3 separate regions of the Mus musculus genome follow, and regions 1 and 3 are each linked to region 2. The links are chromatin contacts, found by Hi-C or POLR2A ChIA-PET in ENCODE. All regions are on one chromosome and are shown on one strand. The core of a region is the stretch at or near the end of the contact, and the rest is flanking DNA. Distances in the headings are between cores, read along the strand shown. Region 1 holds the start of Foxp4 (forkhead box P4). Region 2 holds the start of 1700122O11Rik (RIKEN cDNA 1700122O11 gene). Region 3 holds the start of Gm29938 (a long non-coding RNA gene).

What was found. A loop is a pair of places that touch in the nucleus more often than their neighbours do. ChIA-PET counts read pairs that join two places held with the same protein, here RNA polymerase II (POLR2A).
Region 1: a map of left cerebral cortex shows a loop between it and region 2 (2.6-fold over the local background). The contact joins the promoter of Foxp4 here to the promoter of 1700122O11Rik in region 2. A Hi-C loop is called at or near these places in 21 of 37 maps with a recorded cell type or tissue (Patski, T-helper 1 cell, T-helper 17 cell and 6 more). POLR2A ChIA-PET finds 5 or more read pairs at or near these places in 2 of 5 experiments (both embryonic stem cell).
Region 3: a loop to region 2 is called in a map of gastrocnemius, with 2.5 times the contacts of the local background. The contact joins the enhancer-like site here to the promoter of 1700122O11Rik in region 2. A Hi-C loop is called at or near these places in 7 of 37 maps with a recorded cell type or tissue (T-helper 17 cell, T-helper 2 cell, gastrocnemius and 2 more).

What each region holds. Positions count from the first base shown.
Region 1 is chr17:47,921,883-47,926,134 of GRCm38, forward strand. It overlaps Foxp4 (forkhead box P4), which reads right to left and starts at 2,750. Exons shown (of 17, transcript NM_001110825.1): 1 at 2,324-2,750. Gm46601 (a long non-coding RNA gene) reads right to left here. Exons shown (of 3, transcript XR_003952247.1): 2 at 4,037-4,151; 3 at 3,592-3,932.
Region 2 is chr17:48,036,325-48,040,357 of GRCm38, forward strand. 1700122O11Rik (RIKEN cDNA 1700122O11 gene) reads right to left here and starts at 1,969. Exons shown (of 3, transcript NM_029689.1): 1 at 1,890-1,969; 2 at 1,091-1,244; 3 at 421-957. The coding sequence starts at 1,947. The coding sequence ends at 444.
Region 3 is chr17:47,972,521-47,977,315 of GRCm38, forward strand. Gm29938 (a long non-coding RNA gene) reads right to left here and starts at 4,354. Exons shown (of 3, transcript XR_385618.4): 1 at 3,922-4,354. Within about 2 kb of position 1,350, at least 2 of the 3 ENCODE cell types and tissues checked have a DNase peak (open chromatin) inside an H3K27ac peak, as active enhancers do; they include gastrocnemius and heart, where a contact is called at or near this core.

The DNA of each region.
Region 1 (4,252 bases), core at 1,500-3,999, 110 kb before region 2:
AGTGATCCCCACAAGCTGAGATTCGGATAGCACAGGATCTGCAGCGAGTGTGTGTGTGGGGTGGAGCACAACAGTCCCCGATACCCAGGCCACCTTGCCCAACAGCCTAGACTGGTGGTCCACTGCAGTCTACACTGATCTCAGAGCACCTCAGAGTCAGCAAGCCACTGAACTGTCTCTCCAAGCTCCAGAGAACAGTCCCTGAATCACCCTAGCAAGGAAGAAGTTTCTCAAGTTTAAGGAGAGGGGAAAAAAAATTAAGAAAGAAAAAAGAAAAGAAAAAAGGAAAGAAAGAAGAAAAGCTTGCAGACTTCCTACAGCGGTTTTCCGCGGGGGCGGGTAGAGGTCGTCTGAGGCCGACCGCTCCCCTTCAGGAGCCTCCTCCTGGCTCCCCGGTTGAGATCAACCAGGGGCTTAAAATGCCGGTGCGGCGGGTACCTAGGCCATGGGGCCAACCCACTGAGATTCACGTGGGTGGGGATGGGAAGGGGGTGATGGAAGATTAAGCTTCGCCAGGAAGCGGCGGAACAGCGTGGACCACCCGTTCCTTTTTTCATGGGACACTCGGGCAAACCACAGCGACTGTCGCTGAAACTGCATTCTCTCTCCCGACCCTGAATTACAGACCCAACACCGTCGGTTGCCAATCTAGGCGGGTGCTCTGCAACCCGGGCAAAGACGCTTTAAATTCGAGGTTAAAAAAAATCCCGCATTAGTCAAAATTCTTCTGGGATTGCTCCGGAACCGCCAAACGATGGCTCGGAATCAGGTTTGTTCCTCCCGGCCCCCAAGTCCACTACCCAGCTCGGATCAGAGCGCCGCGGTCCGCCGGGTCCGGACCGGTGCAGGGGTGCACGCCACAAGCGCTGATCTCCAGATATCTGAAATCCCAGGTGCCAAGGAAGGGAACCTGGAAACCCACAGGGCAGTGTTGGCGCAAGAGGCCCAGGGTGCAAAGAAGAGGGGCACTGTCTGAGAGAAAGAAACCCCGCTGATATCCCCGACCTCCCAACCTACAGAGTCGCCGGATGCAATAGCAGAGTGTTCACGAGGTCGCTTCAGTTTCGGGGTGGGGTGGTGGGGGGTGGGGGGTGGGAGGAGGTCAATCTGTGATGGTTAGAGCCTTTGCCTCAGAATCCGCGTCCCACGAAATCACACGTTCCTTCACACAGGTGGCCACGGCCCCGGGTCTCCCAGGACACCTCACCACCGGGTGCCACCAGGTTCTCCTCCAGTGAAGCTCAAGAAGTACAAGTTTTACGGAGAAGCAAAGTGCAAGATTTGAGCGCCGCGGAGGATGGCCGCGGGCCAGAGGGACGCTGGGGAGACTGTCTCACGAGTCACCAGAGTCTTCAGTCTGGGGGAATGGACTCCACTGCTCACTCCGGCAGCTTCATCTCTGGTGGCCTTGGGCCCACTCTCCGTTACCTTATTCCCTCACTCTCAAACCTCACACTACCCCGCAGGAGCTCTGTCCGAATGAGGAGGGTATCCACTAGATTAGTTCCCCACCGATCAGCTCCGGCGCACGTAAATAAATAAATAAATAAATAAATAAATAAATCACAGGGGCCATTACCAGTCTCTCTCAAGTCCCCAAGAAGTTTTCCGCTTTATCTCAGATCTGATTAAGAGATGCGGGAGTGGGGGGGGAGGTTGACTAGTCTCAGCACTTTCGAAGTGTGACCTCCACAAACCAAGGCGATGAGGTGTTTGAGATTGTTGCCCCCCCCAACACACACACCAACACACACACACAGACTCAAGTCTTTCTGTTTGTCCTGGGGAGTCCCGTGCAGACTGGACTTGGGGGGATCCCAGTTCACCACTTCCCTTCCCGGCTCAGGAAAGTCCGGGCCGGGAAGTATTCTTTGTCTCACTCCGGGAGGGGGGGTCGCGCCCCCTAACACCCCATTCCCAGCAGCGAGGCCAGGAGGGGGCGGAGCCCAGATTCTTGGGGCAGGGCGGGCCTCAGTGGCTTCTCCAAGCCGCCCCCCCTCCGCCCCGGCCAGCTTCCCGCTGCCCCCCAGCCCCGCGCCTCAGCCCCCACCTGTTCCCCAGACAGCTCCGATCGGCTGGGGGCCCGGGCCGGGGGCAGGGTCTCTCAACTCACCAGGGTCAGTGCTCCGCGGCCGGCCCAGCTGGAACAAAGTGCTCCGGCCCGGGGCCGGGCTCCTCCGGCGGCCGACGCGCCTCGGGCGGGCAGTTTGCAAACACAAAGTGAGCCGGGGAGCAGGCGAGAGAGTGAGCGAGCTAGGGAGTTGGACGAGTCCCCGGCCCAGCCCCCACCCGGATCCCTGGGGTCCCTGAATCGGCCACCTACCTGTCCGGCCCGGCCGCTCAGTGCGGGCTCCGGCCCGTCAGCCCGCACGGGGCATGGGGCTCGCTCGGGTCGCAGCCCGGGCCCGCCGCCACTCGCCGGGGCTGCCCCTGCGCTCCGAAGCGATCTTTCTAGCGCCGATCGCCGCGCGCCTTAGCCCCTTGGGGGCATCGCACTTTGGAGGATGGCTTGGCTCTCTCCAGCTTCCGATCGTCCTTCCCCGGGCTCCGGCGACGCTCCTGAGCTCGCTCCGGCTCCGGGGCTCCGGGACCCCGGCGTCCCCGCCCCCGGCCCAGCCCTGGTTCCGGCCCGGGCTCCTCCCCGCCGCGCCGCGGCCGCCTGCGCCGCGCCCTGATCGCGTGTTGGGGGGCTCCGTCCCGGCAGCTGGTGGCACTGTCCGGTCCGTAGGGGCGACCGGCTCCGGACTCCGAGGGGCTGCGACTGAGCCCCGGCTGCGAGTGGCTGCGAGCGATCGGCGCGCGGGCGGGGCACACCGGGCGGGGGGACCGGAGGGGTGGAGGGAAGGAGGGAGCGCGCCGAGCGACAGGGAGGAGGGAGCGAACGAGCGAGCGGCGGAGGGAGGGGAGACTAACTTCTAGTGCTACCATAATTCGCCTAAAGCAGGTGCAGCCACTTTTCCCCCTGAGAGGCGGCCAGCGGCAAGCCGAAGAGGACCACGTGGACCAAACTTTGGGGAAGGAAAAAATGGGGACGTGGGGCTACCGATCTGCCAAAGTCGATAGGCCGTAGAGTTTCACAGTGGACTGGGGACCCATCCGATGGGAGGCTTTATTAACTCTGGCCTTTTCCTGGAACCTGGAGGTACGGCCAAGTCCTGCTGGCACACGGTTCACTGGTTTCGGGCGGGCTGCGCCTGGCGCGGGGAGTGGTCAGGACCCCCCCCCCCCCAGTCCGAAGCCGACGTCCAGCGCGGGCCCTGCCGCGCCTCCCTCTGACTCCCCACTGTGTGGGGGCTGGGGCTGGGGAGGCTCTTTCTGGGCTTTGTGAACAGTCTTTTCTCCCATCCCGGCGCGCACGCGCTGCCGCCTCGGTCTGCAAAGGGGAATTTCCTATAAAGTGCTGTGAGAACCGATGGAGAAAGGGCTTCAGGCTGGATCCACGCGGGCCAAGCACAGAGCAAAGTCGAGGCAATTATCTGAACAAATTAGATTGTAAACAAAACTTGGCGTCCCTGAATACCGCTTGTGCCCAGGGGGACCGTGAGGATGGGGGTGGGGGTGGGGTTGGGGACGCTGGTGTGTGTTTGGGTTGGGAGGGGGAAGTCCGGGCACGGAAAGGCCCAGGTTCCGAGGGGGAGGACTAAATTGGGTAGCAGGAGCCAGGCTCAGACTGGTGGAGAACTGAGAGAGAGAGAAAAAAAATCCTCCCACTCTCTACCCAAACATCTTCCCTTTCGGGTGTGTGAAGAGGTGAGGGGCACGCCTCAGGGACCCTCCGTGTTTGGCCCACCCTGCCCAGAGAAGTTATGGGTTGAGCACAGGAAGGCAGTGACTCTGGGAGACCCTGTTGGCTTCGGGTTACCTTGAGGCAGGTGACCAAGGGCAGGCAGACCCCATGGAGGATGAACTGGGTAAGGACTGGGCCTGGTTTCCTGGGGATAACATATTTTGGAGAAAACTCTTAAAAAAAAAAAAAACACAACAACAACAACAAAAACGGGTTTCTGAGATAACAGCTTAAGCAATTTCTGCTCACCTATTCTGCCCCTTTTCCGTGGGCCAGGAGCTGAAAGGTGGTAGTTACAACCCAGCTCTGAAGCATCTCTGTTTGCGCAAGTGGACAGACACAAAGAGGGCAAACATAGACCCTGCTGAAATTTGGAGACACACAGATGTCAAGCTGGATAGGGCTGCTGTGCAGCTTGTTTAGGTATTTGCGTTGCGGGATGCGTTGAGCAAATCGCCTCCGGAA
Region 2 (4,033 bases), core at 719-3,218:
ACACAGGATACAACAGCAGAAGCCCCCTTGACCAGAATAGGAACAACTTGAGCAGCCGAATAAATACACCAGCGTTACATACTCCAAGTGTATTATAAATATCCCCGAGTCCATAATGACTTAAATAATAAAGTAAATGAGAGTGAAATCTCTGTGCTAAGCGATGTGAACAAAAAGCTAAGACTGTAGCTCAGACTGTACACTGGGCATTGCCTGTAGCCCAAGTACTCCAGAGAGAGGCAGGAGGATTAGAGGTTCCAGGTCTTTCTTGGCTACATAGCGAGTTTGACATCAGTCTGGGCAACAAGAGACCCGGGAGGGAGGGAGGGAGGAACCTGACCTATGTTTCAATCTTTTAGAAATATCGTGAAGATTTCATGAGCTAATACATCTCAAAGTGCCTAGAACTGTGTTAGACTGTTGCTGGTGTAACAAAAAAATATTTATTTTGAAGGAAGATGAGGCAAAGGGTTGCCCCAGGCACCTGGGGTGTGGGTGACCTCTTTGGCAGAGGGTGTGTGTTGTCCCTTAAGAGCAGAGCTCTTGGAGGGAGGGTTGATAATAACCGGAGGCCACATTGACATTGCGGTCTGCTGTTGCCCTGTCTTGGGCATAGTAGATCTCTTAGGGGAGACCTTGGGTGGAAGTCTGGGAACTGCTTTGGGCATCTTCAATCTGGACGCTGATAGAGGCTCCATCAGAGGCTGGTTTCTTAGCCAGCTAGACTCTTCTCTAGATCCCAATGAGGGCAAGGTTTTAGGGGTGGGGCAGGAAGTCATGGAGGGTAGGGGGTGGAGCCTCATCTTTGAGCTCAATCTGCAGCCGCAGAGGCAGGTTCCACGGAGTGAGGGCAGGGAGAAATCTTCCCACCACTGGGCTTGCTCTGGGGAGGGCCTGGGCCAAGCCATCAGGCCCCACACTGAGTTCTGCTTGGGTACTCCAAGAAGGGCCTTGATCCTGAGCAAAAGGAAGGAAGAGTGGAGTCAGGGAGTGGAGATAGAGGGGCAGCGGACCGATATGGTCATAGAGTGAGGCTCTCCAGAGCCGGGAGGGACAGGAGGAAGAAGGAAGGCGCTGTGTCTCAACACACCTGTTTTGTTCTTCTTTCTCTTGCTCTTGGTCTACATTCTCCTTCCCTGTTTCTTCTTCTTCCTCCTCTTCCTCAAGTTTTATTTTGTTCCAAATATCTTCCAATGATGAGATCTTGGACATAGGACTGAAGATAGAATTCACCCATCTTTCCTCTTAAAAAAAGGGGGGGGGATGGTAGGAACCTCATATCAAGAGAATCCAGGATTGACAGATTCAGGGTTGGGGAAGAACCAAATTCCTTCCCTAGCTCACACTCTCACCCCAGATTTAGGCCTTAGGCCTACCAACGCTGGACTATTTGGATGGCAATCTTGCCACTTAGAATATAGTGACAAACCCCCCTAGCTTTTTTTTTTTTTCTGAGGCAGTGTCTCACTATGTAGTCCAAGCTGGCTTCAAACTCTCAATTCCCCTGACTGATGCAGTCTTCCAAGTGCTGGATCACAGATTTGTGAGGCTACACCTGGCTCTCAGTCCCCTCTGCCTGACAAAAACTCTACCAGTTAGGTGACTCAAGGCCCAAGCCTGGACCATTCATCACTTTGACAGATGCTTTGAATCAGTCCCCTCAGTCCCTCTCTCCTCCGATGGCTACCATTACCTTTGTTTGTACCTGGCACGTCAGGGACGCTTACAGAGAGCCTTACTAAGCCATAGTGGGGCTTTCTTCCTTGAACACACACACACACACATGCACAGGAACACGCACACACGCACGCACACACACTTCTAACCAGTACTTCTGTATAGATTTGGGGTTGAGATTATTTCTGCTCATGTCTGTCCATGAGACAGACCTCCAAAGTCACTTGGCCAGTGGCTGACAGGCCACGGGACATGCCCATGCCACTCCATCCTATCCACTCGGAGTAGAAGGGAAGGGAATGTGAGCAAGAACTTCTTTATCTTAGCTTAAAGGGAGGAGCCACACCTCCAAACCTATTGTGACATCATCCTTGTGAGCCATAAGTCCAAAGGAGCCATCATGTCTTTACCAAATCTAGCTCCTTAGGGTCTCTGGGATGTTAACTCTCCTTCCATTTCCCCAGCTCCTCTGTGGAATGGATGAGATACCACAGAGCCCACAGTTCAGCTGGGGACCCCTCTCCTCTGAAGAGTCAGGTGCTGCTGGGATTAAAGGTAGCACCAGCAATGCCTGACTGGTTTTGAGACAAGATCTCATGATGTAGTCCAAGTTAGTCTGCTACTTCCGACCTGTTTGTCTCCACCTTCAAAGATTAGTATGTGGGCAGATACCCTTGTGCCTGACCTTGAGAGTGTTTCTAGACATTGATGATAAACTTCGATGCTCACTACATTTGACTGGAGAAGGAGAATCTGATGTGGGTATTTTGTTCTTGCTTTTGACAAGTCTCTTGGTTAGCCCAGGCTGGTTTCAAACTCATTATCCTCCAGTCTCAGCCCCCTGAATACTGGAATAGCGGGCATGGAGAGCCTAAATTTCTACAGTAGTATAGCTGGAGTCCTAAGCTTAGGCTAATTTCTGAGCAGGAACGTGAAGAACTGGCAAGATCTCTCTGCCCTCCAGTTGGTGCTGAAATGCCCCTGACCTGGAACCTCACAGTCTTCTTTCTGTTCCTGCTGTGGAACTTTAAGGTGTGTGGTTGTCTTGGGAGTATGCAAGGGGATGGGTATACCAAGTGTCCCTTCGTGGCTCTTGTCTCTCTTCCTTGTTTTTATTGGCTAGAGTAAAGAGATCAAGTCCAGCACAACAGCTGGCCTGCCTGTCTAGGGAATCTTAGAGAAGAAAGGGCTAGGGTTTGATGACCTAGAAGGCCGAGGAACACAATCCAGGCTGAAGAAGGAAGCCTGCAGGTAAGTGTGAAGTGAACGCTTGGGATTTCCTTACTGGCTACCCTGGGCAAGCATCTCCATCTCCTAGAGCCCCATTATCTTCATCTGCAAAGTGGAACGCAAGTTGGTTCCCATCTCTCCAGCTCATGCAGAGAGAGTAGATGGTGCAAGAGAAAAGGAGTGGCTGGCACACAGTAGGACCCCAGATATTGCAAATAATACATATTGCCGGCCACAAAGTGTTGTGCACTTTCCTTCGAGTCCCACCTCTCTACCATCTGCCTCTACTTAAAAACAATCCCTCCCTCCCACGTGAGTAATTTTCCCTCTCAGTAGCTCCCTGAAGCTGACAGCAACCAACTCTGGGCGGAGTCCCGCAGAGGCTCCTGCCCATTAGTCAGGGTTTCCAAGGCCCTGCCTGGGACTCCCCCCTCCTCCCTCTAGGCAAGGACAGGAAGTGGGGACTTTGAGAGTTGCAGTCTTCCCCCGCAGTCACTATGCCTGCAGTCAGTCAGTGTCTCCCACGGAGGGCGAAACACGGGCCACCTGCTTCTGCCTTCTACTGTTCAGTCCCTGCAGTGGTCCTGACGGCCGGGCAACTGGGCAACCCGTGTGGGCTTGAGCTCTAGGATAAATTTACTACGCGACGTTGAAGAAGCTGTCCTCTGGGTCTCAGTGTAAAAGATAAAAGATAAAAAGCGGCTGCCCCTTGCTGCCTAGTGTATTGACATAAGTTCCATTCCAGGGACCCCTAAGTGTGGAAGGCAAAACCTGGTTCTCACAAGTTGTCCTCGGGCAACTGCCCCTCCCCCAATAAAGTTAATTTTTGAAACAACAACAACAACAACAACAATTTTATAATTTAATGATACACGTTGTTCAAATAGAGGAAGAGGAGGAAGTTGAAATGGGAGTTTACTCAGTAGAGTCCAGGCGCTGGTCTTTAAGGGACATCGATTCCGGAAACTATCTAAATTGTGGCCTCCAATTGCCCAGAAAATCCCAGGATCGAGACCAGTTTGACCAAGGTCCTTCTAACTTTGCTTCTCTAGTTGCAGCCTCCGCGGAGGATGGTGGCGGTGGTGTGTGTGTGTGTGTGTGTGTGTGTGTGTGTGTGTGTGTTGGT
Region 3 (4,795 bases), core at 100-2,599, 64 kb before region 2:
CTCTAGTCCGAAATCTGAGGATCAGCTTCAAGGACTTGAAGAACACCCCAGTTGTCTAACCTTGGGTAACTGGCATCCAGGGAGTTTGTAATTTCCTCCCAGCAGCAGATGGGTATTCACCAGGTCTCAGCTGAAGTCGCTGTTACTGGCATTTCAATAGTGCTTTGCTTCTTTAAAAAAAAAAAACAAAAAAACTTGTATTTATTAGTATTATTATTGGTGTGTGTGTGTACGTACATACCAGAGCAGTTATGTAGATAGAGGTCAGAGAATAACTCTGTAGAGTGGGTTCTTTCTTTCTGCCTTAACTCTGGGTCCTGGAATTGAACTCAGGTTATCTTCACCCCCTGAGCCATCTCATCTGACCATTTTTCATGATAATATATATGAGTGTGTGTGTGAATTATCTATCTGAAATATCTATCTATCTATCTATCTATCTATCTATCTATCTATCTATCTATCTCCAGGCTCCCCAGCTGGCAAGTTTTCCCTGGAAGCTGTCAAGCCCTCCTAGGAAGATGTACTGAGAATGTAAAAACATAAAGAGTGGAGAGCAACAGTGGAGGACATGGGCTCTGCCCTCTGGCCTACACACACACACACACACACACACACACACACACTCACACCTATGCATATATATATGCGTGCCACAAATACATAAAAAGATCCCTGATTTTGAAGTCAAAGTTAAATTCAGTGAACATGGGAGCACCTCACTGGGACATTATGAGGATCCAGCCAGTTGGTACAAACTGAAGCTTGTCCCGGGGATCACCATACTAACCAAGGAAGAAATTGGCTCCTTTGTTTCTTTTTTTTCCAACACTTTGTAACAAGGTCTCGGTATTTGAAGGGCCTAACACTTACTAAAGAAGGATGACCTTGAACCCCAGATCCTTCCACCTCCCAAGTGCAGGATTGAACCCAGAGAGCTTCAGCAGGCTAGGCAAGCTCTCTACCAACTGTGCTACACTCCTGGGACTCCACGGGCATCTACAGTTTAGTTTGTTGACTTCCGGTCTCTCTACGTAGTATCTTTTATCTTTACTAAACATGTCAACTTCGCTGGACAAGCACATGCCCGGCCATGCAGCTCTGGCCCCTAAGCCTGACGCAATGTGTGACCGATATTTACTCCACGAGTCAGTGAAAACTCAAAAGCCTGTCCGCAAGGCTTGGAAAGCTCGCTGACATCGTGAGAACCGCTCCTCAAGTTTGGATCCTCCACATGGAGGACCCGCAGCTGCGCCAAGAGTCCTGTTAGGGGTCGAGAGAGTTGGCCTCTGGTCCTTTTCGCTGTCCAGCTGCAGAGCCACTTCTCGGATGGCCAAGCCCTCGCTGTTTTGCTGTGTGCTTCCCCAGACCGTGGGAGATCAGCGTGCTCAGGGCTCTCCCCCACCCCAATGTAGATGCTGGTCTCCAGGGAGTTCCTGCCAGCTGGGAGTGTAGGGATTTGGGGATAATTCAGCCACTTAATTAATGAAGAAGAAGGGGAAGATAAAGGCAGGGGAGGGACGCAATCCCGGAAGAAAAAGTCACCCTGGCTGGCCAGCTGCCCCAGCCACTCCCTTCTCTGCATGCCCCGCCAGTTCCCGCCGCCGCCACTGACTTTCTGACTTCTTAACTTGTCAGCAAATCCCAGAGTTAAAAATGCACACGCACCCCGGCCAGCCGCCAGCAGGCCCGTCTGGCCGCGGCTCCAGATGTGGGGCCACCGCGCGGGCCGCCCGCCCCGCCGCGCAGACTAAACAATCGGCCTTGGCCGTGAGCGCAGCGCAATTCCAGATGCCGCGTCGCCCGCGCCGAGCGCTAATTGGGCCGCGGGCGCGAGGCTCTGTCAGCGCCAGCTTGGCCCTGCCCGGGACGGCCTTGGCACGACGCCGGCCCGCTGGGCTACCTAGGGCGGGGGCGGAGTGGGGAGACTGATCAAAATGGGTGTGGGGGGAGTGTAGAGGGAGAGAGACTCGGGCAGCAGACAGACAGACACAGACAAATAGACACAGAGACACTAATACACACACAGATAGGCAGACAGACACACAGGCAGGCAGGTAGGCAGGCAGGCAGACACAGACACACACGCCCCACATACTTTGACCTCAGAGTTTCGAAGATCAAGAACACAGACAGGGGCAGATTCAGGAAGGGTCAGAGCGGGCCTCGGTAAGGTTTAGCTACGGAGACGAGGAGAACCTCCCTGCCTGGAGGCAGAAGACAGGGAGAGAGACTGTGAGCTGGAGACAACTATAACCGGCGGATTGACCCACCATCACCAAGAGCACTGATGGACAGCAACGTGGCGGGTGGCCAGCGGCGGACCTTAATATACGTCCATCTCTCTATTCCATGGGCTCTTCTTCCCACATTTTCACCTTTTCTAATTTTTCCGGAGTCTGGGACTGAGTCTGCCCGCCAGCACAGTGTGAACCTATCTTGGCTGGGTGAAGGAGATGCCCTTGTCCCCACACAAACCTGAAATGTGGACATTTCACCTCAAACACAAGCTTGGAAACACCAATACACCTTAGACATCGTGCTGGTGAGACTGTTCTGAGGCAGAGGGATGTCCCAAATGACTTCTTGTTCACCTCCCGCAGGCAGCCACACAGTCGGGACGCCTCCTTTTCTATATGCTGGGGAAGAGGGTATTCCACTAGTTCCGAGACTAGGGGATGATTTGCTAGAGGCCTGAGGCAGGGAAGCCCAATGGAGACCACCCGTGGGAGCCGGGAACCCGGCATCCCGCCCCCGCTGGCGGCCCTGGCAGCCCAGGGGGCGAGCGCCGAGGGCAGTGCGGCGGCCGGGGCGGCTCTCAGAGGCCCCTCTCTGACAATCTTTCCTTTGTTTGTTTTCTTAAATCTGGGAGGCCCGAATTCCTGCCGGATTCCGTAGGTTTCACTCAGGAAGGAGGCGCCCCCATCCCCCTCACGCCGGGCAGGGGCTGCGCCGGGGGAATGGCAGGTTCTTCCCGGAGGAAGGAGGCTCACAGCCCCGCGGCCCGGGCAGGCGGAATCCCGGGCGCCCTGCCCGCGCGTGCCACCACGCAGCCCCAACCGAGGAGAGGGAGCATTGGAAGGGGATGGGGGGCGCAAGCCAAGATCGCTTACACACACACACACACACACACACACACACACACACACACACACACGAGGAAAGTGCTTCATCCCAGACTCAGCCCACACCCTTCCATCCCCCACCCACATCCCTCTCATATTTTGGTCTCCAAACTTGAGCCTCATTAATTTCCAAAAAAAAAAATTTCCCCCAATAAAAGGCAAACATGGAAAGAAAAACAAACTATTAGAAAACAGAGGAGGGCGGAAATGTTATTTAAAAGGTTACCAGACCACATCATTTTCCAGTGATATTATATACTCCCAGCAGTATCCAAAATATATATGGGATCTGAGCCAAGAATGAAAAAAAAAAAAAAACCATAAAAACCCTTCACTTAGACACAACATCTGGACCGGAGAGCGAACAAACCCTCCATTTATCACACTTAATCCTCCGTAGAAGCAATCGACGGTTGACTTCTGTTTTGCTAATTTAGCTGCTTTCAAGCGCCCGCCCAGTCCAGACTGGGAATTCGGTGTCACTTGTGGAGAGCCCAGCCCTGCCCTGCCCCCGACCGAGTTAGCTCCCTCCTTCGCAGAGGGAAAGGAAAAAAAAAGAGAGAGAGAGACCATTAAAGAACAACGTTTTATGAATTCTCTTCACTACCGCCCACTGAGGTCAGTGAAATCCTCGCCTCTGACCTTGATCTGTTCCTTCCCTCAGCACCGGACACCCACTTCCTTGCGGGCCACGCCCCCTCTCCTGCGCAGTCTCCGTGGAGCGATGGCAAGGCAGCCTGTCTAAAATGCCAGCCTGGTTAGCTTGTCCCTCTTCCAAGCGTTGCCAGCCACCTACCTGGGCAGTGTCTGCTGACCTGGCAGCTGGACCCTTAGGTCAGCTGGGAGAGGGCAGAGGGGCGTCGTGTGCCTGGAGGTGGGAGCCTCTGTTCCCTGGAAGTGAATGAGAGGCAGGAGATCTTGACGTGGCTGCCCTGGGCCTGCAGCCGGCTGGAGAGACAATGGGAACTTGTGAGAGTGCCAGCCAGTGTGAGCATAGCATTTGGGGATTAGTCAGTGAATCCCTGGGACCCTGGCCCAGTGGGGCTGGTGCCAGAGGCAGGGCCGACCTCCTTCCTTTCTCGGTAACCTTTCCTAAGGCCGCCTGGCTCTTTCCTGATCTTCCACGCTGCCTTTCAGCCTCTACAAGGACTCTGGATTTGGAGCTCAAGACAAAGACTTTTGGTGTGACCTTTCTCCCCTGCAGGGAGCATGGAGCGCTGGGTTCTGCTTTCCTGCACCTGCTGAGAGGAGACAGAGACCAACCATGTGCCAGCTCCAGCTGCCCAGCTCAGCCTCTCTCTCGGAGTCCTGGCAGACTCTGTCATACACGCTCAGAACACCAGTACCTTCTGGGCAGGGTGGCTCAGGCCTTTAAGATTTATTTTTATATTTAATTATTGGGGGTTGGGGAGGGTGCTGCACACTGGGCACGCGAGCAGCTCTTGATGCTTTCCCGAAGACTGCAGTTCAGTTCCCAGTACTCATCTCAGGGCAGCTCACAACTATCTGCAACACCAAGGGATCTGACGCCCTCTTCTGGCCTCTGGGGGCACCTGCAGTCAAATGCACAGCCACATACATAGTCACATAACTAAAAATACAGCTTTTAAAAAAGAGATAGAAGCCGGGCGTGGTGGTGCACACCTTTAATCCCAGCACTTGGGAGGCAG